Linked DNA regions of Homo sapiens: regions 1 and 2 are each linked to region 3. Evidence: chromatin loops called from intact Hi-C (ENCODE). Cell type or tissue: PC-9. All regions are shown on one strand. Each heading gives the region's core, and the rest is flanking DNA. Links, peaks and the distances in the headings are about the cores only.

Evidence for each region. A loop is a pair of places that touch in the nucleus more often than their neighbours do. Peaks named below come from ENCODE experiments on the same cell type or tissue, not always from the same donor. Only the 100,000 strongest peaks of a DNase experiment are listed, where the experiment ranks them.
Region 1: a loop joins it to region 3, with 5 times the contacts of the local background. A loop is called at or near these places in 100 of 110 quality-filtered maps.
Region 2: a loop joins it to region 3, with 5 times the contacts of the local background. A loop is called at or near these places in 11 of 110 quality-filtered maps.

What each region holds. Positions count from the first base shown.
Region 1 is chr20:17,600,860-17,609,255 of GRCh38, reverse strand. It overlaps DSTN (destrin, actin depolymerizing factor), which reads right to left. Exons shown (of 4, transcript NM_006870.4): 2 at 8,211-8,396; 3 at 4,625-4,701; 4 at 1-2,219. The coding sequence ends at 2,110. Among named protein-coding and RNA genes, the nearest start is that of DSTN, 35 kb to the right of the region's middle. RefSeq lists an enhancer at 6,257-6,758. In PC-9, for the core only: no CTCF peak of the experiment used is centred there; a DNase peak (open chromatin) is centred at 3,735; H3K27ac peaks cover 2,955 bases.
Region 2 is chr20:17,589,766-17,598,161 of GRCh38, reverse strand. All of the region lies in intron 1 of DSTN (destrin, actin depolymerizing factor), which reads right to left. Among named protein-coding and RNA genes, the nearest start is that of DSTN, 24 kb to the right of the region's middle. In PC-9, for the core only: no CTCF peak of the experiment used is centred there; a DNase peak (open chromatin) is centred at 3,521; H3K4me3 peaks cover 387 bases; H3K27ac peaks cover 2,525 bases.
Region 3 is chr20:17,532,966-17,541,361 of GRCh38, reverse strand. It overlaps a transcript of BFSP1 not described here. Among named protein-coding and RNA genes, the nearest start is that of BFSP1, 5.8 kb to the right of the region's middle. RefSeq lists silencers at 2,531-2,731, 4,106-4,175 and an enhancer at 7,770-7,829. In PC-9, for the core only: CTCF peaks have their summits at 4,046 and 4,245 (motif pointing left); DNase peaks (open chromatin) are centred at 2,631 and 4,221; H3K27ac peaks cover 620 bases.

The DNA.
Region 1 (8,396 bases), core at 189-8,188, 68 kb before region 3:
CTCTAGCCTGGGGGAAAGAGTGAGACCCTGTCTCAAAAAACAAAACCCACACTAAAAGCATTGCTACAAAGTAAAGAAACAAGCAATTCAGGATGAATGACAAGCAGCCAGCACTATTTTCTAGACAATTCCAAAATATTTTGATTAAAGCATAATCTTGTCTCACAAACACCTGGCATGTGGATCAACATTAAAATGTTCCCCACCCTAGACTGCACTTAAACCTAGTGGCATAGCCTACTACACACCTAGGCTGTATGGTAGAGCCTATTACTCCTAGACCACAAACCTGGACAGCACGTTACTATACTGAATACTGTCGGCAACTGTAACACAATGGTATTTGTGTATCTAATTACAGTAGAAAATACATTATAATTGTATGGGACCACCATAGTATATGCAGTCTTTGACATGTAATAATGCACAGCTGTGTATCAAAATGCTAACCATGTGATGGCATGTGGTAGGACAATGTATAATTTCCCTTTTCTCTATTTTCTAAATTTTAAATGTGAATTTATAATTTTGTATAATATTTATTACACTTATAGTGTAATAAACATTGAAAACGTTCCCAACTTTTACACCAACTTTCTTATTCACCAGAGGGAGTTGTGACTTTTTTTTTTTTTTTTGAGACAAGGTCTTGCTCTGTCATCCAGGCTGGAGTACAGTGGCACGATCTCAGCTCACCTCCTGGGCTCAAGTGATCCTCCCACCTCAGCATCCAAAGTAGCTGGGACTACTGACGTGCACCACCACACCCGGCTAATTTTGTTTATTTTTAGTAGATGAGATCCCACTATGTTGCCCACGCTGATTGTCAAACTCCTGGCCTCAAACTATCCTCTTGCCTCGGCCTCCCAAAATGCTGGGATTACAGGAGTGAGCCACCACACTCAGCCAACCTTAACTCTTAATTATTGGAAATACCCAAACCTCAATGCCTTACCCCATATGGAAGGCAAAATCCTGTATTCCCAATTCACACATGAAAATTACACGAGAGGTAAGTCAAAAATGCTTCCTTTATTACATAAAGCCAATACTGCTACTTCTAAGTTCAACTGTTTGTGCATCTCTATATCGTTCAAAGTGTTACGCCCGTGATATTAACAATGACCGCTTCCAAGTGTCAGTGAACAGTGGCTCCCTGTGAGTGTCATCATGGTACCTCTCCCCATTGCACACAAGTCAACAAACTGCTCTAGAAAGTTAAGTTCTCCCAGGCCCAGAGTAAACATATACTCAATATTCTTCCATACTTTATTATACCATAAGAAGCAAACTTCTGAAGGAGATACAATTAAAGATACCACAGGTGTCCTAGCTTGTCAATATTCTGTTTTATCATTTTCATTAACAAAGCAGATTACAATGTAGCCCTAATTTGCATTATAATTAGTTGTTACAAGACACTGCACATTCTCCTGAAGACACACAATGATTTCCAAGATGCCAGGTCACTCTTCCAATCAGTGAATGGCGAGCTCACTGGCAGGTGCAGGGCTACTTCCTGTATTCCAATGATGTGCCTGAAATAGCGCTTTGCAAGATGAGCGTGGATTATGTGGACACAATTTTGAGGCAATCTCCATTACACATTTGGTAGAAGACTGCCTAACTTAATCTTACTATTAGTGTATTAGTGTTGTTATATTATGAAGACATATTATATTCCATTATTCTGCTTAGCTCAAGGAAGAATAAAGAATTTGGACCAAAATTATAACCAGATTATGAGCAATTTCCTAAGCAAAAGAAACAAAGTAAATGCTGAGGTTAATAAAGATGTAATAATTCTCTTCACATGGCCTTTACTGTTTGTGAACTGTGTAATTTAAAATCCTGAGCTTAACAAAAATCTTTATAAATCAACTCATCAAAACAGGCATTTGGCCAATAAGAATTTAATTTCACATCAATAAAACTTTAGACTTTAGATTTATTTAGGGCTGTTTGCATATGTTTATAGAATAGTTTACTCTAAAAGATGACAAGACAGCTCCCCCTCAGTGAGACCCTGGCCTAAATATATTTGCTTTATTTATATAGCAAGAGGATAACATTAAACATGGAAGCTTTCAATTTGTGGCACTGAATAATCTACACAGGGCATCCTTCAAAGGCTACAATTAAGGATCCACCTAACTTTTCAGCAATACAAGCCCGATTGAGATCTTCTGGTCCATTTGCTTGACATTCATGTTTTATGCCTAGAGAGAAAAAACAACACTTCTATTTACAATTATGGCAGCAGTTTACCTCTTTCTCTAAGATAACCAAACTTTTAAAAGACCAGTTCTAATCTGGATAAACTGGGGTATATACAAACACGGAATACTACACAGTAACGAGAAAAAATAATTGTAACTACATGCATCAAGATAGATGGGCCTCACAAACAGCATTCACTGAAAGAATCCAGATTTAAAATGCATATATTCTATTATATATATAGGTATAGCATACAAAATCAGCCCACGCTAACTTACGCTGTTAGAAGCCAGGGTGCTGGCTACTTTGAGGAGGAAGGGGCAGGCAGAAGTGCTATGAATTGAAGGGAACAGCACCAGGGAGGCTTCTGGGGTGCTGGTCATTAGATTAAGAAATAACCATTATGTTCACTCTGAAAAATTCAACACATTCTACAATAATTTGTGACATACACTTTTCTAAAGATATGTTGTACTTTGCTAAAAAGCTAAAAGGCAGGTCTAGTAAGAAAATTTTCTTGGTTTTTAAAACATAAAAATACAAATGATTTTTGATTGCACAGTTGATTTTGTCAACTGTATTGAAAAGTAAACAGCTGGCTCTTCAATGGTATTACACTACACATTTATGAAATCGATCACAATGAAAACTATGTGAAATATGTTACTGATTGCTTTCTTAGAACAATTACACTACCACAATGCAAAAACGAGCTCAATTATGGATTACATACAGTAGCTTCTCTGTAAATGGCCACTGTCTTTTAAATAGCTGCATGGTTATTCCCATCATTTAAAGACCATTATTTCTCAAGCTGCTGAAAGCACAGCAGGTCAGCTTTTGAACTACTCAGGACTGATCTGAGAAAGACAGTGGATGCTTTCATTAGAAAAAAGGCAGCATGGTCACTATCTTTTTTTTTTTTTTGAGACAGAGTTTTGCTCTTATTGCCCTGGCTGGAGTGCAATGGTGCGATCTCAGCTCACTGCAACCTCTGCCTCTTGGGTTCAAGCATTCTTCCTGCTTCAGCCTCCCAAGTAGCTGGGATTACAGGCATGTGCCACCACGCCCGGCTAATTTTTTTTTTGTATTTTTAGTAGAGACAGGGTTTCACCATGTTGGTCAGGCTGGTCTCGAACTCCTGACCTCAGGTGATCCACCTGTCTTAGCCTCCCAAAGTGCTGGGATTACAGGCATGAGCCACCACACCCAGCCGGCCACTATCTTTTAGTATCACCAAATCAAGTGTGCAAAGCAATTCCCTTTACTGAAAGGCAATGCAGAATAAAGATAATAAGGAATCCACTGTGAACCTTTTGGTTGGGCTGGGAAAGTGTTGAAGCTAAAGGATTTAAAAGTGTCAGTTAGCAACCCAGTGACACACTTCTGGGGGTTGCCAAACATCAAACCAAATGCACGAAGAACCTGACCCAGCAATAAACTATGCAGCAGCAAGGCTCGGGAAAGGAAGCAAGAATTTTTTTTTCCGAACTAAGTAAAACAGGCTAGGGCAAACCTGTTCTACCATGAAAATATAAAAACCAGTGACAGTAAAACAAACAAAACAAAATCAACATCAGGCCAAGCCCTTGTGACCTTGGCTCACTCAGCTGTTTGGAAACAGCCATGGCAGGAAGGTGGCAGGGCAAACTCTTAAACTAAAACTCACACATGAGACCAAGTCTCCCCTTCTACAGCTGAGAGAATCAAGGCCCATGGAGGTTAAGCAGTTCTGGCCAAGGCCACACAGCAGTTAGACAGGCTTCGCCCTCAGTGCAGGCCTTTGGGCACTTGCCCCATGCACGTTCTTTCCATCATACCAACATTTTCTCCTGGCTGAAGTCTGGCCAGGCCATCTCATCAGGATCCCAATCACCCAGTGGCAAGTCAAATACAACTGACCAGCTCAGGAGTGGGTGCACTTTCCTTGGGACACAGATGAATTAATTACCTAAAATCATGCCATTCAACAGTAAAGCTGGAGAAAAGAGCATCCTTTCTCATTTAGGTACATTTCCTTTTTGCAACTTTATTATAACAACTACATTCAAAGGCAAGAGCAAATTTACTATTATGTCCAATGTTAAACAATCAGTCTCCACCTCCTACATGAGAAAACTGGTAGCACCTCAAACTAGTTTAAAACCAGCCTGAATAAACGATATATATAGACAATGTCAAGGGTATAGTTATTAAACACAGGCTGGGCAGACCCAGAGCAACCAGCACAAAGCAGAAGATACATGGAAAGTCAAATTCAGTCTTCTGCTTTTCTCAAAACAAGTAACACTTCTCCCTTGTGCCCGAAGCTCTGCAAAAAAATAAGGTGCTTCTCAGAAAAGGTGCTGCCCCATTCTGAGTGTTCACCATACCTCTACATATTCAGAGGTCATCTAGAACATACCTTGAAATTTCTTTTTAATTGCATCCTTGGAGCTTGCATAGATCATTTTACTTTTCAGAGGTGCTAGTTCTGGTGCCCTAGATAGAAAGATGCCAAAAATGAAAAAAGTGGTTTAGAGAAAGTATAACTTGCAACTTGTTAAACATTTGCTTGTGTAAACATTTGCTGAGAATCCTCAGACTCTCCTGAGATATTTTTTCTTAACTGCACATTTTTTCTACCTCCCCAGCAGCTCAGAGAGGAAATGCTACAGATAGGCATATGCAGAATCACTCAGGTTGACCAGGGTGGGAAAAAAGAAGAGAACCACTGGTGGCAAAAGACAATCACCAATTAAAAATCAGATTACAGTCGCCATAATGAAAGAACCAACACTGAGTACTTCACTGTATAACCCAATTCTTTTTCTTCAGAATATTTTTCATTATTATTAATAAGGGATTGGATTCAGGCTAATATTTACACAAGGTTTTTGACAGTTTTTCTAGTTGGAAAAAAGTTTTAAAATACATAAAAGTACAGAGAATAATCCGTAAGTACGTGTGACCCAGAATTAAATGCTAATATTTTGGCACCTTTGCTTCAGATTGTTTTCTAAAAAAGAATAAATCAAAAACTTAAAAAAAAGGACAAAAAAGAATAAATTACAAATAAAAGTCCTTTTCTTAGACTTCCCCAGTCCCTTCATCTATTCCAATAGCAGGTTTTGATCCCACAGGTACTTGTTTTCTTAGTCTAACATAACAATACATGTTTAATTACAGATCTGGGCATCCACGTTTCAATAATTCTCTGGAAAAAAATATTAAATCCACTTGTATAATCTCATGATTCTAAAGATTTCTAAATGGCAACTCACCAATAATTATGTCTTAACTGTCAATATTATTACTATCTTTTTATATTTATAACATTGGAGCACGTTCTCCCTCTTGAAGGGAAGCGTGTTAGAAGCACAGCATATGTGTCACAGCACCTTCAGCAGCAACACTGAAGAATAAGGATGATTAGTAACGGACAGAAACCCTCCCACTCAGACTGCTTGCACGGAGGTCCTTCTTTCCTCTGTACGCCAACCCATAGGCCCACCTCCATGCCACACTGCTAAAATATCACAGAGAAGATGCAGTACAGTAAGTCCACACTTAACATTGTCAATCAGTTCTTGGAGCCTGTGACTTAAAACAAAATGACATATACCAAAACCAGTATTTTTTTTTCTCAATGTTATAACAAAACTACATTGAAAGAAATGACGTTATTTGAGGACCTGGTGTATGTTGTTTTGCTTAAAGCTGTAGTTTCCAAGAGCCTACTGGAGGTCATTAAGATATTACGGTATAGCTAAATACTTCTGAGCATTTAATAATTCCATTTAGCTGCCATATTTCCAGGACATTCAACAGCCATGAGCACTGGCATGTGGACCTCACCTAGTGTACCCCTTACCCTAGTGAGCAGAGATTCCATTCTTGGGAAAAAGGGCAGTCTGTCTCTCAGAGGCTTATTCCTCCCAATCCTAAGGTCCAGGGAAGGAGGCAGAGCCATCACAACCTCAGGACTGGCAGATGTTTGAGCTACAGGGTGGGTACTTTTTATTTTTTATTTTTTTGAGGCGGAGTCTCGCTCTGTCACCCAGGCTGGAGTGCAGTGGCGTGATCTCAGCTCACTGCAACCTCTGCCTCCCAGATTCAAGCGATTCTCCTGCCTCAGCCTCCCGAGTAGCTGGAACTGCAGGCGTGTGCCACTATGCCCAGTTAATTTTAGTAGAGATGGGGTTGCACCATGTTGGTTGGCCAGGATGGTCTCGATCTCTTGACCTCGTGATCTGCCCACCTCCACCTCCCAAAGTGCTGAGATTACAGGCATGAGTCACTGCGCCCAGCAGAGTGGGTACTTTTGTTATGAAAATAGGTCAGAAACATAAAAAAGCATCAGCTGTTCTGCTTTTATTCTAACCAAATTGTTAAACTACTTTAAGAGCTGCTCCCTGGGCCATGGGCGGAGCTTGTTATAGAAAATGCCTTTAATAAGGTTCTACCTTTTCTTAAGTAACAGTGTAACAGTGCAAAATAAACCACTGCACTAACACTAAATTTCCTTTTCTTCTATTATTTTCCACATTTAAAAAAATAAGAATGCATACTTTTCATAATTACAAAATACATAAAAAGCAGAAAAAATACCTGCAAATTAAGGAAATACCGACCAATTTAAAAGCCTAAACCATTAGCTGGCCTGTCTGCCACTCAGCTGTGAATGCCAGAAGAGGAAGGACTTAACCTGTTTTATTCACAGCTGTTTTCCCAGGCCCTCGCACAATAGCTGGCGTGTAGTAGAAATAAAGTTCAGTAAATGCACCTTCATTCAAATCCTTGTTAATTTTCAGTCTTATGTACCAGCTTCAATGGACTCTAAGCTGCCTGAATACGTGCACCCTGACCTCATATTTGCATTCCTCACAGCAACTTGGTTTAATCAAGTGCAGTAAAAGCTTACTGAAATACAAGTGAGGTGTGACCTCGAGTTATCTTCCTTTTTAAACCACAATCCTCTGCATCTCCTACTCCCATATCCCTTTTACACTCCAAGCTATTGATGGCACATAGCTAAAAGCTAAGTCCCTCCCTGCCTTGCCCTGACTCAGGCCAAAGTATCAAGAGAATCCTTGCCCCTCTAAAAAAAAAAAAAAGAAAAAAATCAGGTAGTGTTACCATTTCTCCCTCCCCTTAGAAACTAAAGAATTCTACTCCTGGCCATATCAAGGAATGCAGTATAATATTCAATAAATGAGGGATCCAGGTGTAACTTTTTTCTAAAGCTTCATCTCAAATACCGACTTGCCTGAAAAGACCAGAATAACTAAACAACATTTCAAGAAAAAGGCCATAAAAATAACTTTATAGCCCTGTTTCACTATCTAAGAGTAACACTGCCCAACAGAGTTTTCTGCAATGATGGAAATGTTCTGTATCTGTGCTACTCAATAAGGTGGCCACTAGTCAGATGTGGCTACTGAGCATTTGAAATGTGGTAATTCATTCAGCTAACAAACTGAATTTTTAATTTTAAATAATTTAAATAGCCACATGTGGCTAGTGACTACACTACTAAACAGTGCAACTGTAGAGCAAATTATAGCAGGGAGGGAATGGTACCAATTTCTTCAAAAGTAGTAGACCACAGAGGCACAAGGAAGGGGTGTAATTTAAAAGAGTAGATAGAAGGCTGGTTCCTGGCATGGCTCGTTGGAAAAGTAGGGTTTTGGCTTATAAGTAAGAAAGTTAAAAGTAGTAGGAAATTTTAGCCTATAAAAGCAGTACATTCAGAGGATGCCTCCTGTCCTTTCCCCATTGAAAAAAAAAACAAAAACGGAGAGTCACATAACAAGTAGATAGAAAATAGTCAAAATTTAGTTTGGGTCCCATAAACATCAGCCCTGGTAACATTATGAAACCTGTAAATAAAAATTAAATGACAACAACTGCAAATAGTTTGAATAAAAATTACTTTGGTGCTGGAACTGGTCTTCCCGAGTGCTAACAAAATGAGTTTTACAGAGGCTCAATATTTCTAACATGCTTACCACAAAAAAAACATCAACTCTTCTTTTCTGGATTCTTTTGTTTCAAAGCTTGCATCATACAAAGCATAGCGACAATCTTTTTCAGGAAGCATTCCCACAAAATGCTTGAAAGGATCAGTTATGGTTACACCAACATCTCCAACCAAGATCTCTTTGCCTTCTTCTACAATGATGCACTTTTTGTCT
Region 2 (8,396 bases), core at 106-8,105, 57 kb before region 3:
GTACACAAATGTTCATAGTAACATTATTCAAAATAGACCAAAAGTGAAAACAATCCTAAAGTCCATTTAGTGATGAATAGATTTTTAAGATGTAGTATATCCACACAATGGAATATTTCTTGGCCATTAAAAAAATGAGGTACTGATACATGCTACAAGGATGAACCTTGACAAACACTGTGCTAAGTGAAAGAAGCCAGACAGAAAAGGGCACCTATTGCATGATTCTATTTATATGCAATGTTCAAATTGGGTAAAATCAACAGACAGTAGGTAGATTAGTGGTTTCCAGAGGTTGAGAAAAAAGGGGAATGGGGAGTGACTGCTAATGAGTATGGGTTCCTTTCTGAAGTAATGAAAATGTTCTGGAAGTTGACAGGAGTGATGCATACACAACTGTGAATATACTGAAAAACCACTGAATTGAACTGTACTTTGTGGTATGTGAATTATACCTCAATAAAGTTATTACAACAAATACCATGTGTTCGCACTTAGGAACTAAATAATGTGTACACCTGGACACAGTGTGAAATAAAAGACAATGGAGAGCCAGGGGAGGATGAGGAATTAATTAATGGGTAGAATGTATGTTATTCGGGTGATGGATACCCTAAAAGATCTGGCTTCACTGCTACCATCCATGCATGTAGCAAAATTACACTTGTACCCCCATACATTTATACAAACAAATAAAAATAAAGTTGTCACTTTAAAACACATGCAAGAATCCTGGGAGAAAGATACACTAAGATCCTAGCATTTACTTAATATTAAGGTAACTGGGCTATTTCATCATCTCATTCATTAAAGATCTCTAAATAACACACTCCAATGCCATCTACTCCACATTTTCTGTTCATAAATGAACATTCACTCTAATAAAGTGGCAGAAACAGAAAATTAGGACTAGAAAACTCATAAGTACACAATATTACCACATTCCTAATTTTAAAAAGCACTTTTCTTAAACCTTTTACTGCTTTAGGAGTAGCATATTTCTGATCTTTACAACGTATCTTATGTTAAGCAAGTTAAGAATCTCCATTTTGCAACAGATGAATAAAATGTTCAAAGCAACAAAAATTGAAGAACTAGAAACAGATCCCAATCCCTCTAACTCCCTAGTCCATAATGTTGAAGTCACATTTGACCCAACAAGCAATTTCTAAAAGCAGGAAGGCAACATCTAAAGCCTTATATTCAATCAACCAATCTTTAAATACATCAATCAATATCTAAGCATCTCAAACATTCTAAATTCTGATTTGTAAATTAAATCAATGATGTACTAGTAATCAAAAACAAAGTAAATGTGCATTCTGCAATTATAAAACAGATAAATCTCAGCCAAATCTGGCTGTAACTTACAAGCTCCTTAAAAGCCTCAGTAAGGAAGAATTTTGTCTTTTTTTCTATCAGAAGTGATGTCTGTGGAGGTTTCTTATACCATTAGACACTTGTGCTTGAGGAAATTAACACTGAATACTTGAAGGAGAAACTGGCACAGAAACTGGAAGCAGAAAACCAATTTTGACACAATTACAAATATTCAGAGAAGAAAGCTCTGAACTACAGCAGTGAGGTTAAAAACAGAAAAATTCAAGGACATGTCAAAGTCAAACCAATATAGCTGAATGAGACACAAAAGAGTGGTATCAGAGAAGCCCCAGGATTCTCTCGATTAGTGACTAGACTGCAATATATGAACAGAAAAGGAAATATGGCACAGTACGACACATCCACTCTGAAGACTGTGCAAGACATCTAGGTGGAGATGACCAGACAGTGGCAGAAATATGAGCACGGATCTCGTTGGAAGGCTTCACCTAATCCATATTTTGGACTAGCCCACACCATGGGGTCACCAACATTAAGCAGCAAAAGAAAAACCAATCTAGTTTCTCACCACTGAGTACGTAAAAATTAAAAAGAGAAACCCATCAAGGACACTAAAAAGAGGTAATCAGAAAACTAAGAAGAAAAAGAAGGAAGAAAGCAGCATCTTAGAAGCAAGGGAGAATATTTTGAGGAGGAAAGTCATCAACAGCCAATTCTGCAGTATTTCAGAGAATGAAAACAGATCGCTGGGCTTGGCAATTGGGCCTCTGAACATTTCAACAGATGGGAGAAATGGGACAGAAGTCAACCATAATGGACTGGGGACCCATGGGGAATTGAAGAGGTAAAGACAGAAAACATAAGATGGTTAACAATGAAGAAAAAAGGGAAGATTGAATGGTACTTCATGCAAGTTGTCTTATGATTGGGGAGATGTAACTGTTCTAGATATTTAAGAACTTGAAGGAATAAAGAGGAAGAGCCAAAACATTAAAAAAAAATTAAAACATACACTGAGTACTTACTATTGCTAGACACTTCTAAATCACAACAATTCTATGAGACAGCTACTATCACTATTTGCATCTTAAAGATGCATAGCAAAATTAAATAATTTGCCCAGGGTCACAGAGTAAACAATAGAGGAATTGGGATTTGAACTCTGGCAATTTGGCTCCAGAGGAGATTTTTTTTTTTTTTCCAGATGGACGTTCGCTCTTGTCATCCAGGCTGGAGTGCAATGGCACCATCTCGGCTCACTGCAACCTCTGCCTCCTGGGTTCAAGCAATTCCAGAGGAGATAATCTTAATCACTCATAAAATTAACAATATCAGAGATCTAAAGAAATGGGTAAGATCCACAGCACAGATGGGAGAGTTAGCCTAAGAAAAAGATACACATTTTTTTCTCTGAAACAGGGAGGAAGGGAAAATGACAGTTTTGAGGTGGAAGGAAGATACACTGCCAAAAATTGTGTCTGAAAGATTCTATTTTCTCTGTGAAGTATAAGGCAGGAGGAGTAGGATGGGTTTGAGGGCACTCCTCCAATCTACTACTACTAACAATTCAGAACAGCTATGACGGGGAGTTCCAAAAGGAACTACCTAAGGACAAGAAAAAGGGCTCTGGGGACCTCCAAAAGGTCAGCTGAGGTCAAGGGGTGAGGGTGGTAGGACAATGCAGTGGAAAGCAGAGGCTGATGGCAGTGTGGAAGGAAAGGACGAACTCTGCATTCTTCCTCAGAGAGTTTACCCAAGCTCAAGCTTTCAATCATCTAAGCCAAAACTTAGTTCAGACTTCTGCTCTTCTGAGCTTCTAGTCTTTACATTCAACTTCCTATCTCACATCTCCAGTTGTGTGTCTCAAAGGCATGTGATGCACAACATGTCTAAAATAAAAAACAAGCTGGTCCATTTCTAACCAGTCTTCCTTTCTCAGTAGCTATCACCACCCTCCTAGTCACATAAGGCTCCAAGCCTAAGAGATGTTCTTAGCAACTCCTCCATTATCTTACTCTTTGGATTTTCATCTTTCTCTGATACATTCATCTCATTTCACCCTCAGTCCAAGCTTCCATTGCCTCTTACTTGGACTGCAGTAACTCCTCAAGTGGCTGCAGAGGAGGGAGATTAGGATATGTATACATCATACTGTTTTCTCTTCTTGGCTGAACAGGAAAGACTGCATTCCCCAGCCTTCCTGGCAAGCTGAGTTGGCTGTATGACTGAGTTCTGAACAGCCATTTGAGTTCTGAACAGCCAAGCTGGGCCCAGTTATGTAAACTACTTCCAGTCCTGGCCCTTTAAAAGTGATCTTTAAATACACTAAATACAGCTTTTTAGATGTGAATCCTACCACAATAAAATGATTTTTAAAACATCAAAAATTAAATAAAAGTTAAATAAAAGTGATCTTAAAGCTCTGTTTTCTCCCACCAAGATGACCTTGGTAAGCATACTTCATGATAGGAGAAGGCTGCCCAACCCTTCTGGACTCTGCGTGACAGAGACAAATCTTTACTGTGTTAAGTCACTGAGATTTTGAATTTAATTTGTTATTGCAGTTCTAATACAACAAGACTGCCCATACCAACTGCCCATCACCTTTACCCTCCAATTCATCCTCTACATAAACATGAATCTGATCACCATACTTAGAACAGTCCAGTGGCTTTCCATTGATCTGAAGGTAAAAAATAGCTATTTATTTATTTATTTATTTATTTATTTATTTATTTTTGAGATACGGTGTCACTTCGTCACCCAGGCTGGACTGCAGTGGCATGATCATAGCAAACTGCAGCCTCGCACTCCTGGGCTCAAGTGATCCTCCCACCTCAGCTTCCTGAGTACTGGGACTATAAGCACGTGCCACCATGCCCAGCTAATTTTTAAAATTTTTTTTGTAGAGACAAGGTCCCACTATGTTGTCCAAGCTGGTCTCAAACTTCTGGCCTCAAGCTATTGTCCTGCCTTGGCCTCCCAAAGTGCTGAGACTACAGGTATGAGCCACCACCCCCAGCCCAATAATGGGCTCCATTTGGCTATACCTACCTCTTTAGCCTTATCTTATAGACCACACACTGCAATTTCACTACCCTGGCTTTCTTTCAGTCATTTGTACTTGCCATACTCTGGCCCACTTCAGGGCCTTTGCTCATACTATACACCCTGCCTAGATAGCACTTCCCTACAGTTCTTTGGCTAATACTCTTTAGATGTCAGATCAATTCTCACTACGCAGAAAAGTCTTCTGCATCAAAACCAGTATCACATGCTCCCATAAGATCATGTATCTCCACCACACACCACCTCCTACCACTTCAATGCTCTATCTTTAAAATTACTTAATATCATCTCCTTAAGGCCACAAGTTCTTAAAGACTGTAAGTTCCTTAAGATAAACGGTGTCTGTCTTATTCATTATTGTGTTACCCTGAAAAAAAAATCAAAGATCAGTCAGATGAATCATTAGTTTGACTTATGGAGAAGATAAGGACAGCACATACAAAGCTTCAATACTTGGTAGAATATACATTATTCCTTGATAAACTCCAGTGGAAGGGAATTTAAAGAAAGTAGCTTAAACAGAAAGACAGTTCATCAGGTAGTTTCATGCTGACTTAAAAGCACTCTAAAACAAGGGGACTGAAAGGATGAAAAGACTGCTCCTGACAAAGAGAACCCAGCAAATACAACAGGAGATGAGGATAAGGGAGAAGGAAACTGGAGACTCGCACCAGGTTGAGATGGAAAAGGCCTCCAACAGAAGGTTCAGGGGTTTGGAGACTGGATATTTTTAAAAAGAGTAAGAGGAACAGAGTTGTGCTTTGGGAAAATACATGAAGCCATGCGTAAGAGAACAAGAAGAGGAAGAAAATTATAGTAGGCACTCCAGCTAAAAGGCTAATTCAGCAACCAAGGCAAGAGGTGCAAAAGGCCTTCACTAGGGTAGTGGCAGCATTACTAAGGAGGAAGTGATGGGAACTGCATAGGTGCAATCAATTGTAGTTGACAATCACTGGACTGGGAGAGGGGAGGTGGAAAGGAAGGAGTCTGTATGGTGATCAGGAGGCTAATTAATAATGCCAAATGCTCACTTTCCTTAATTTCCCCACTGTGGTGGCTTTGATATTAGAGTAGTATGGCTCTTCATGACTAGTAACTAGTAGTATGGCTCTTCATGACTAGTAACACTATATACTAAATTTTGCCTGCAAAAATAATAAAAAACCCACAAGGTATAGTATATGTTAGATTTAATGAATATACTTAAATTTATTATACCATGGTTTACTTACCACATCCTTGAGATATGGTGAATATTAAAACCGAGATAAAAGAAATAAAGATTAAATAACCGGTTCCGAGATTTTTTTTTTTTTTTTTTTGAGACAAGGTCTCTCTGTGTCATCCAGGCTGGAGTGCAGTGATGTGATCATGGCTCACTGCAGGAGCCCTGACCTCCTGGGCTCAAGCGATCCTCCCACCTCAGCCTCCTGAGTAGCTGGGACTAGAGGTGCATGCCACCACACCCAGCTAATTTTTGTATTTTTTTATAAAGATGGGGTTTTGCCATGTTGCCCAGACTGGTCTCGAACTCCTGGGCTCAAGTCATCTGCCTGCCTTGGCCTCCCAAAATGCTGGGATTACAGGCATGAGCCACCATGCCTGGCTGTAGTCCCTAGGTTCTTGATAATGATTTTTATACAGTAAAACTAAAACCATGAGGCAGACAGAAAGCACGGAATACTAACCCTAAAGCCTGGCCCAACACTGCCCAGGGCTCTGACCTTCTTCTAAACTCCATTCTCGTAGTGCCTGTGTATCTCCTCTCAATACGCTGGTAGCTCTCTTACGTCTTTGCCTCTAGTGGGTGAACTGAAAATCTGGGGTAAAGATTAGCAGATGGAAAGAAGACAATGATTAAAGTAACTGCAATTTATTAACATCTCAGAGACCAAAAGGAGATATCTTAAAGCACTAAAATCATGAGAGTAACAATCCATCCCCATTCCTCTACTAACTAGCTATGTCACCTTAGGCAAGTCATTATCTCTGAATTAAATTTGTTCCTTTAACTGTACTTAGGGGAGTGGACTAGATCAGTTATTATCTAACTCTAATGTGCACAGGAATCACCTGCAGATTTTAAAGATTCTGATTCAGAATATCTGGGGTAGAGTCTGAGAGTTTGTATTTACACTAAGCTTCAGGTGATGATCACTAAGATTGCTCTGAAATTTCATGAAAGAGAATAAAATCGTAGCTCATTGCTATAGGGGCTTCTTTGCCTACAGGCAAAATTTTTATAATGAAGCAGTAGTGGTAAGAGTACTTTATTTTACCAATATTAGTAGGTCCAAAGTCAAAGCATTTTTTGTGTGTGCCACGGACTCCTGGCAAAGCCTATGGGCCCTTTCTGGAAATAGTGTTTCAAATAAAATAAAATATACAGGATTGCCCAAAAAAAAAAAAACCCAATTATACTAAATAATAGTTTATCTATAATAATAGTTGAGAGTTCTTGTATTAATTTTGGATGATTTGTTATCACAAAACAACATCATGGTGAATATTAAAACAAAAGTGGCTGTAACACCAATATACAGAATTATCTGTTTTACAGATATTTATTATCTTTTTACCTAAAAGAGCCTTTCCCATCAGTCCCATTCTTTCAGTATTTCCGTGGTTTTTCTGGGGGGGAAGGGGGACAGGGTCTTGCTCTGTTGCCCTAGCTGGAGTGCAGAGGCACAATCATGGCTCACTGCAGCCTCAATCTCCCGGGCTCAAGCGATCCTCTTACCTCAGCATCCAGAGTAGCTGGGACTACAGGCAAACACCACCACACCTGGCTAATTTTTTAACTTTTTTGTAGAAACAGGGTCTTGTTATGTTGCCCAGGCTGGTCTCGAACTCCTGGCCTCAAGTGATCCTCCTGCCTCAGCTTCCCAAAGTGCTGGGATTACAGGTGTGAGCCACCATGCCCAGCCCTAGTATTTCTCTAAAATGTTAGGTTATTAGATTTAATTGCTCATTTGTCAAGAAACCTAAACTTTATTTTTAAAAAAGCAAAATCAAATTGTTTTTACTTAAAAAATTTTCTAAGAGTTACTGATATTCAAGTACACAGTTTTAACAATAAAGACCATTAAAGGATACTCTGAACATAGCACCAAGTTTGCTGCACAAATGGGAAGGAAAATCTTGAGAGCAAAAATAGACTGCTATCATAACAAGAGCTTTGTGATTACCTTAAAAAGATATGTTATCCACAACTTCAGTTTCTCCATGTACCAGTGACCACTGGAGAACAGTTGCTCTTAGAGCTCCACCCCCATGTCAAAAAATAGCTGTTAAAAATATACTTCACTGCATTTTATCTCGCTTGACTACCAGTTTTTAACTTGTTCTCAAACCTGTCTGAGTCTCCTCTGGCACAGCTTTTGTGAAATAATGTTTCAGAGATTAAATCAATACATCTGAGGCCCTGCATGCATACTTAAGAATCACTGTGTAAGCTTCTTTAAAAATGTTACTACTCACTCACAGAGGGAAGTAAATGTTACAAAGAATATGGAACACTGGGTATTTTACAGTTGCAAAGGACAGAACACAACTTAAAATAACAATTCTCTCAATTCTAGCATAAGGATAGTAACCTTTGAAACGTGAGCATTAAATTTTTCTAATTTGATTTTTGTAAATAACTGAACCAGTCCAAAAGCTAAATGCAATGATAGCTTACAGCAGTCCCTCCTAAACCAAAATAAATCAGAAACGGTGGTCTTTTTCCGTACTACTAAACTCAAGACAGACACCTGACCTTGGCTACATAATTAATGACAACTAAACTTCACATGATCCTTATTATTAATAGAGAAAACAGGATGAAAGCTATTTTAACTACCTCAGAAAATTATTAATTAAAAAATTTTTTTCTAAGGTAAAGTCTGAAATATTTGAATGTAGGATACTGCAGACAAATACTCAAATTTTCAATAGCAAATTTTCAAACTGGCAAAAATGTCATCAGCATCTTAATCTACCTA
Region 3 (8,396 bases), core at 60-8,059:
CCTGGAACTGCTGGTAAGATCCCTTGTAATGATCCATCTTTGGCCAAGCACTATTCAGCTTTCCCATTTAAGAGTTTCATGACAAACCTCCCAACATGCAAAAACTTTATCTTTTATTTCAAGTTTCTATCTAATATTCACTAATTATTATTTTTTTTTTAGAGACAGGGTCTCACTATGTTGCCCAGAATGGGGTGCAGTGGCTATTCACAGGAATGATCATTGCTCACTGCAGCCTTGAACTCCCGGTCTCCAGTGATCCTCCCGCCTCAGCCTCTCAAGTAGCTGGGATTACAGGTGCATGCTACAGCTCCTGGCTCTAATATTCACTCACTCTTTAATTCATTTTATTGGGCATCCACTTTGTGTCAGAAGCTTTAACTAGTTGCTGAATGAGATTTTGTAGCTCCCAGCGTTCCTAGTATCTAACGAGCCAAATGAATCAACAAAGCATGGTGAAGTGCCCATGGTGTAGTAGCAACAGTGGGAAACTATTACTACCTGTAGGCTTTAAAGGAGCAGGAGGAAAGGATCTTGGAGGAGAGATTATGCCAGAGCAGAAGGGAAGCAGGAAGGGAGTCTTTTTGATCTCCTGACAGTGACTCCCATTTGCCAAACCCTACAGGAAGCTAGAGGACATGAGAGGCACCCGGAGGTGATGCAGTCTGGGAGGGCCAGGCTTTCAGCGTTTTAGAGAGGCATGGAGAAGGATGGAGGGTGGGCACCTGGGGAGATCCTCAGGTGGACAATGGCCACTGAGGGATGCCCAGCATTGCTATCAGCCCTGCCCTCAAAGAGCTGCAGTCTAGTGAAGATACTCATACAGCAGGTCTGCCAGGTAAACAGCGGGGGACCTTAACTGGAATGGTGTCTTGGGGTATGGGGGCGTGGGTGTGTAGAACTGAAGACCACTTTAGACATCTTCCTGCATACATTAATATACATGAGGGGTTGGGTGGGAGGTGTAAAGGAGTAGGGAAGATATTGGTGTCAAAGCTGAGGGTGACAGGCAAATGGAGAAAAGGATGATGTATGCTGGGTGAGAAGTAAAGCCTGATGACATAAATTTCAAATAAATGAAGGCATAGAAGTCAGTAGGAGTTGATCATGAGCAGGCAGGTGGTAGAGGGTGGAATAGCAGGAAATATTCACATCACTTGTAGCTCCTTACCAAATGAACTAACAAGTCAGATGGTTGGAATAGGTCATTCTTTGAATTTTGGCCAGACCCTGCTAAACAATGGCGAACTTCTGTAAACTGACTATTTTTAGAATTTCATTAGAAAACTTCATGTGGAGTTTAGGTCTGAGGGGCCGTTGAGGGGCTTAAAATGTATAGTATACTCCTAAACTGTACCTTACTATACTCCTAAACTGTATGCACAATATGAAAATAGTTCATAAAATAGCTTGCACTATTGTTGTCCCCCCCAATTTCAGGTCAACGCTGGGAAGCTAGTGAACTTTGGAAGATAGAACATGTTCTCTTGTGTTCAATCAGTCCCTACTGATATTAATAGAAAAGTAGACCTGGACCTACAAAACAATGGACAGCCCAAATGTATGTTTCTTTTTTTAATTTTTGTCTTTTTTTTTGAGATAGAGTTTTGCTCTGTGGCCCATGCTGGAGTGCAGCGACACAATCATGGCTCACTGCAGCCTTGACCTGCCAGGCTCAGTCTATCCTCCCACCTCAGCCTCCCGAGTAGCTAGGACTACAGAGGTACACACCACCATGCTCAGCTAATTTTTTGTATTATTATTATTATTTTTTATATATAGCGACAGGGTTTTGCCATGTTGCCCAGGCTGGTTTCAAATTCCTGTGCTCAATCAATCCACCTGCCTCAGCCTCCCAAAGTGCTGGGCGAGAGCCAGATGCCCAGCCCCCAAATGTATGTTCAATCTATGAATATATGAATGTATATTTCTATCAGAAATATATTCATGGGCTGGGCATGGTGGCTCACACGTGTAATCCCAATACCTGGGGAGGCTGAGTCAGGAGGATCACTTGAGGCCAGGAATTCGAGACCACCTGAGCAGCACAGCAAGACTCCTGTGTGTATGAAACAGTTTAAAAATTAGCTGGGCATGGTAGTGTGCACCTGTAGTCCCAGCTAGTTTGGCAGCTGAGGTGGGTGAGTCGCTTGAGCCCAGGAGGTTGAGGCTGCAGTGAGCTGAGATTGTACCACTGCACTTCAGCCTGGGCTGAGCAAGACCCCATTGCAAAAAAAAAAAAAAAAAAAAAAAAAAGAAGAAGAAATATATTCATGGATGCATGTGCCCAATTCCTTGGGATCTATCTCCTAACTGATACAAAGCAGGGCTGGAACATCCTTCTTTTTAGGACAGAGTGGGCATGCCAGTTGGACAACTGTGGCTTGGTAATATATCAAACCACTTGACAGTGTATTCCCAGAAGGAAACGGGCTGTGGTTCAGATGTAGGCTGACCCAACTTGAAAGTGGTGGTAGGTTTGTTTAATGATATCTTAGAGAGAAATATAGGGCAGAAATATGAATACCATGGCTAGATTTATAGCCACAGAAATTATAACTGTAAAAGACACTTCTCCAAACGCAGTCCTGAGGATGGCACCTGCTGGGACAATGACTCATTTCTGCATTTCTGAGGTCATGGGAAGGGCTGCTTTTCATGCATAACCAGAATGACGATGAGTTGGTACGACAATGTCTCAAGGACATTCTGAGACTGTGCAGAGAAGGCAAGTCCAGATGTCTCTGAAAATCCGTACCATCATTTCGGTAGGTGTAAAACTCCTACCGTGGTTGTCAATGAAATCCTGGTTGCTGAGATCATGATACCATCTGGTGAATCAAAGGAAGATTTTTGCGTTTTCTTGCTATCATTAAGAAACACCTGTTCTCAGCACAATTTTCCTGGAGGTGTTGGGATTTTGAGAGGTAACTTTTTCTTTTGTTACAATTTCAAACTTATGGAAAAGTTGCAGGAGGAGTAAAAGGAACTTCTATACCTCTTACCTAAATCCACCAATCATTTGCTTTATTATTTTATGTATTTATTTATATATGTTTATATCAACATAAATGCATATCTATTATTTATTTTTTGAACCATTGAGAGTAAGTTGGACATCATGCCTCATCCCCAAACCAGTTTCCTATGAACGAGGTCATTTTCTTTCCTTCCTTCCCTTCCCTTTCTTCCTTCCTCCTTTCCTTTCCTTTCCTTTCTCTCTTTCTTTTTTTTTTCTTTTGAGACACAGTGTCCTTCTGTCACCCAGGCTGGAGTGCAGTGGCACAGTCTTGGCTCACGGCAACCTCTGCCTCCCAGGCTCAAGTGATCCTCTCATCTCAGCCTCCCAAGTAGCTGGAACTACAGACATGTGCCACCATGCCCGGCCAATTTTTGTATTTTTGGGGGTAGAGACAGGGTCTCATTATATTGCCCAGGCTGGTCTTGGATTCCTGGGCTCAAGTAACCCTCCTGCCTCGACCTCCCAAAGTGCTGGGATTACAGGGGTGAGCCACAGCACCCAGCCAAGGTCATTTTCTTACATGTCGTAATACAATGTTTAAAATTAGACATTTTAACTCTGTTACAATATTTTTATCAATCCTCATTCCATATTCAAATTTCATCAATTGTCATCACAATGTCCCTTATAGATTTTATTTTTGCAGTCTAGGGTCCAGTTTAGGATCCTGCATTACATTTGGTAATCCTGCCTTTTGTCGGTGCCTGTCAGTCAAAGCACCAGGCACACACTTGCTGTCACACAAATTTGTTTTTTTTTTTTTTTTTTTTTGGTGCTTCAGTTTCTGAATTAGACCCTGAGAAAAGCAGGTTGGATGCTTAGTGCTCTCTTTGATAGTGTTTGAATCTCAGGCTTCATTTTCCAGCAACTCTTCAGAGTCAACTGCGTGTGTGCAGTTAGTTGGAGAGAGAGCCTTGCTTCTGAGTGTGTTTCTCCATCTGCTGTGACCCTTCCTACAGACTCATCACTTCCAGGAGCACTGAGCATACTTCACGGGTGCGTCTTTAGAGACTGGGGCCTCATGGAGAGGCCTGGCTACAGGGAGCAGGGATAGTAGGGATCCGGGAGCCAGGGGTCTGCCTGCCCTTTTACTCCTGGGCTGTCACTTTCCATGGCTGACTTACCTTTTGAGTTGGTCCAGTTTGGTGGAAAGGCTTCAAGCTGCACCCTGGTGGGACCATGTGGCAGGGCATTCAATTTTAGTATAGGGTGGCCCTCTTGTGGCAGACATTTGCATGTTCTGGGTAAAGGACGGATGGTAAAAGGTGCAGAGTCAGAGTGTTAGAGCAGTGTATTCGTTTGCTAGGGCTTCCAGAACAAAGCACCACAGACGGGTCCACCCTAACAGCCTCAATTACCTCTTTACAGGCCCCATCTCTGAAGGCAGCCACATTTTGAGGGAGTTAGGACTTCAACATGTGAGATTTGGAGGAATACAATTCTGCTCATAATAAGCAGAAAGGAACCTTAGATATTCTTTAGCTTAAGTCCATCATTGTAGAAAACAGATTGACCTGTTCAAGGTCACACAATAGTAGGCAGCAGAGACCTAACGTGAAACCCACCTCTAAGGAATATATGATTACCTCCATTACCTTTTGTTTCTGTAAAATGTCCAAAGCAAACTCAGAATGTATCTCAACTGAAAGGGATGGCTCAAAATGCTAGAGTATGAAATTGACTAAAAGGCAAAACATCTAAGCCTATTTTACTCAGGCTTTTAGATATTTGTTAGTGAAGAAAAATGTTAATTAAAAAATTTTGAAACTGTATTTTACATTTAAATAACTTTATTTTATTTATTTTTTGAGACAGGGTCTCATTCTATCACCTAGACTGGAGTGCAGTGGTGCAATCTCAGCTCACTGCAGTCTCTGCCTCCCAGGCTCCAGCAATCCTCCTACCTCAGCCTCCTGAGTATCTGAGACTACAGGCATGTGCCTATATTTTTTGTCGACATGGGGTTTCACGATGTTGCCCAGGCTGGTCTTGAACTTCCGGGCTCAAGCAGTCCACCCGCCTTGGCCTCCCAAAGTGCTGGGATTGTAGGTATGAGCCACTTCACCCAGCCTTAAACAACTTTAAATGGAATAAAAGATATGATGAACATTAAACCTGGCATATTTCACTAATTTCTGATATTTTTGTACTGCTAAAATTACCATGCATCTGGTATTTTGCTTTTCTTTTCCCCTTCAAGTTTGTTATAAGCATTTTTATTTATATCATAGTATATTCCACAAGGTTAAAATTGTTTGGTGGGGCCAGGTGTGCTAACTCTTACCTGTGATCCCAGCACTTTGGGAGGCTGAGGCAGGAGGATTGCTTGAGGGCAGGGAGTTCGAGACCAGTGTGGGTAACATAGCAAGACCCTGTTTTTTTAAAAAAATAAATACATAAATAAAATAAATAAGTAAAATTGTTCAATGGTTATAGCCCATTTTCTCCTATTGTTACTGCAGTTTGCTAAGCCATTCTCCTCTCTGCACCTCTCCCTCTCTTAGCCATTATACATATATATAGCTATAACATAAAGCAAGTAATATTTATTAAATGTCTATACTGCAAAGGTGATCACACTTTTTGCAGGTGTTTTGGAAAATAATTTCAAACTTTCTAGGAAAAATGGCAAGAATAGTACAAACAACCCAGATTCACCTCTTAATATTTTGTCTAATTTCCTTACTATCTCTCATACTTATTTATGTTTATATTTATACATGTCATTTTATTCAGAATCATTTGAGAATAAGTTGCATACATCATGGGTCTTTGCTCCTAGATAGTTCAGAGTATATTTTCCTTTTTTTGAGATGAAGTCTCGCTCTGTTGCCAGGCTGGAGTGCATTGGCATTATCTCGACTCACTGCAACCTCTGCCTCCTGGGTTCAAGTGATTCTCCTGCCTCAGCCTCCCAAGTAGCTGGGACTACAGGTGTGTAGCACCATGCCTTGCTAATTTTTTTGTATTTTTAGTACAGATGGGGTTTCACCATGTTGGCTAGGATGGTCTTGAACTCCTGACCTCATGATCCGCCCACCTTGGTCTCCCAAAGTGCTGGGATTACAGGCGTGAGCCACCGTGCCCAGCCTGAGCCCTCAGAGTGTATTTTCTAAGAATAATGATATTATTTTACATAGCTGTAGCATAGTCATAAACTTCAGTAAATTTAATCTTGATACAATTTTATGTTCTAATCTACTATTTATATTCTAATTTTGTTAATGAACCTAGTGATAACCTTTATAGCAGTTTTTCTCCTCCAATACAAGATCCAGTCTAGGATCCATATTGCATTTATTTATTTATTTTTATTTTTGAGATGGAGTCTCACTCTGTCACCTAGGTTGGAGTGCAGTGGCGTGATATTGGCTCACTGCAACCTCTACCCCTCCGGATTCAAGGAATTCTCATGTCTCAGCCTCCCGAGTAGCTGGGACTACAGGCACAAGCCACGACGTCCGGCTAATTTTTTGTATTATTAGTAGAGATGGGGTTTCACCATGTTGGCCAGGCTGGTCTCGAACTCCTGACCTCAGATGATCCACCCACCTCAGCCTCCAAAGTGCTAGGATTACAGGCATGAGCCACCACACTCGGCCCTATACTGCATTTAGATGTCCTGTCTCTTCAGTCTCCTTTAATCTGGAACATTTTCATAGCTTCTCTTTGTCTTTTATGATATTAACATTTTTATAGAATACCATCCCCCTTCTGTTTTTATTAATAGGATGTTCCTTCTTTGGGATTTATCTGGATGATTCCTTATGGTCAGATATAGGCTACATATTCAGGTTATGCAGGCCAGATAAAAGACGTGTATTTCTCAGACAAACCAAGATACCCTTGAGAGTGAAAGATGGTGCTTGCTATATTTACGCTGAGATAGTGGGTGTAAATGTGTCTTAGGCAAACTGGGATGTGTGGTTACCCTACTTACATAAGTGATTATTCTCATTTTACCAGTCTCCATACTGGGACTAGATAGGTTAAATCACTTACTGAAGTGATGGGACCAGAACTTAACCTCAGATCTTTCTTATTCTAAAACATCCATTTCCTGTCCCTGCCCCCAAACTAGTGCCATTCAACTGTATTTAGAGTAACTCTTCCATAGCTGACCTTTCATCAAGTCCTGTGGAATCTATCTCTACGAACATGTCTCTTGAATTAACAAATTCATTCAGCAATGATTTCTTCCTTATGCATACGATCTCTACTCCTACTGAATGGTCTCCTATCAGTGATATGGTCTTTAGGGCTGTTGACAAATATTGCACACTCCTTCTAAGCACATAGCAGGATTGCATTTCCCAGTGCACCTGAAGTTAGACAATACAACCACAGCATTTTGCTAAGATCTTTATTTTAGAAGTTGTCCAGATTATCTTGTGTTTTCATTAGTCAGTATGGATTCGCCTCCTGCACCCTGAGGGCAGAGACTTGATTTTGTGCAATATTTAACTCTGAGGCTACGCTTTGTGAGGAGATATTTTCTGAGTGTTTATTTCACTGGATTAAATTGAAAGAATTTTTTGTTATGTTTCTAGAATATATTTTTCTCAAATGGTATTGCCATGTGTGGTCGATTGAGTTGTGGGTCCTGATTCTCCACTCCAGCATGATGGGATTATCCACCCACACCCTTGCCAGGGCCTCAGGCTGAGCCCTGCCTCCTCCTTGCTTCCTCTTGACTTTATTTGTGGCCATGTGATTTGCTTTGACCAATGAGATGTCAGCAGACATGATGCAAACAAAGGCCTGGGATGAGCTTGTGTGGCTGGGCTTGCTCTTGTGCTTTTTTCATTGCTAGTTTAGAAGCTTGAGGGACATTGGGAGCAGAGCAGCCCCTGCTGAAAGGAGACCTACAGCTGGAAGACAGCTGAGCTCCCAGCCCCAGGGAATGCAGTGATAAATACTTCTATTTTGTTCTGTAGCAATATTTGACTGATACATGGTATCATAGGGAACAAATGATTTTATAACTCTTGCTATATGTTGGTTTTGCTCTCGTGAGGAAGCCTGAAGTCAATTTACCATGCTATCAGCATGGTATATGTGCACCTACAAAAATATTCATGTGGTTATCCTCAATTTGACCATACAATTACATTTTATGTATTTTTATTTATTATTTTTATTTTTATAAATAAAAGAAATGGGGGTCTCACTATGTTGCCAAGGCTCGTCTTGAACTCCTGGCCTCAAGAGATCCTCCCACTTTGGCCTCCCAAAGTTCTGGATTAGAGGTGTGGTCCACTGCACCTGGCCAAATCTAATTTTAAATGGTTTAAGAAAATAGAACAATAACCATGCCACCAGCACAGTTTAGGGCCTTGCAGAGCTTTATTCCAGACGGAATCTATTATCTTGA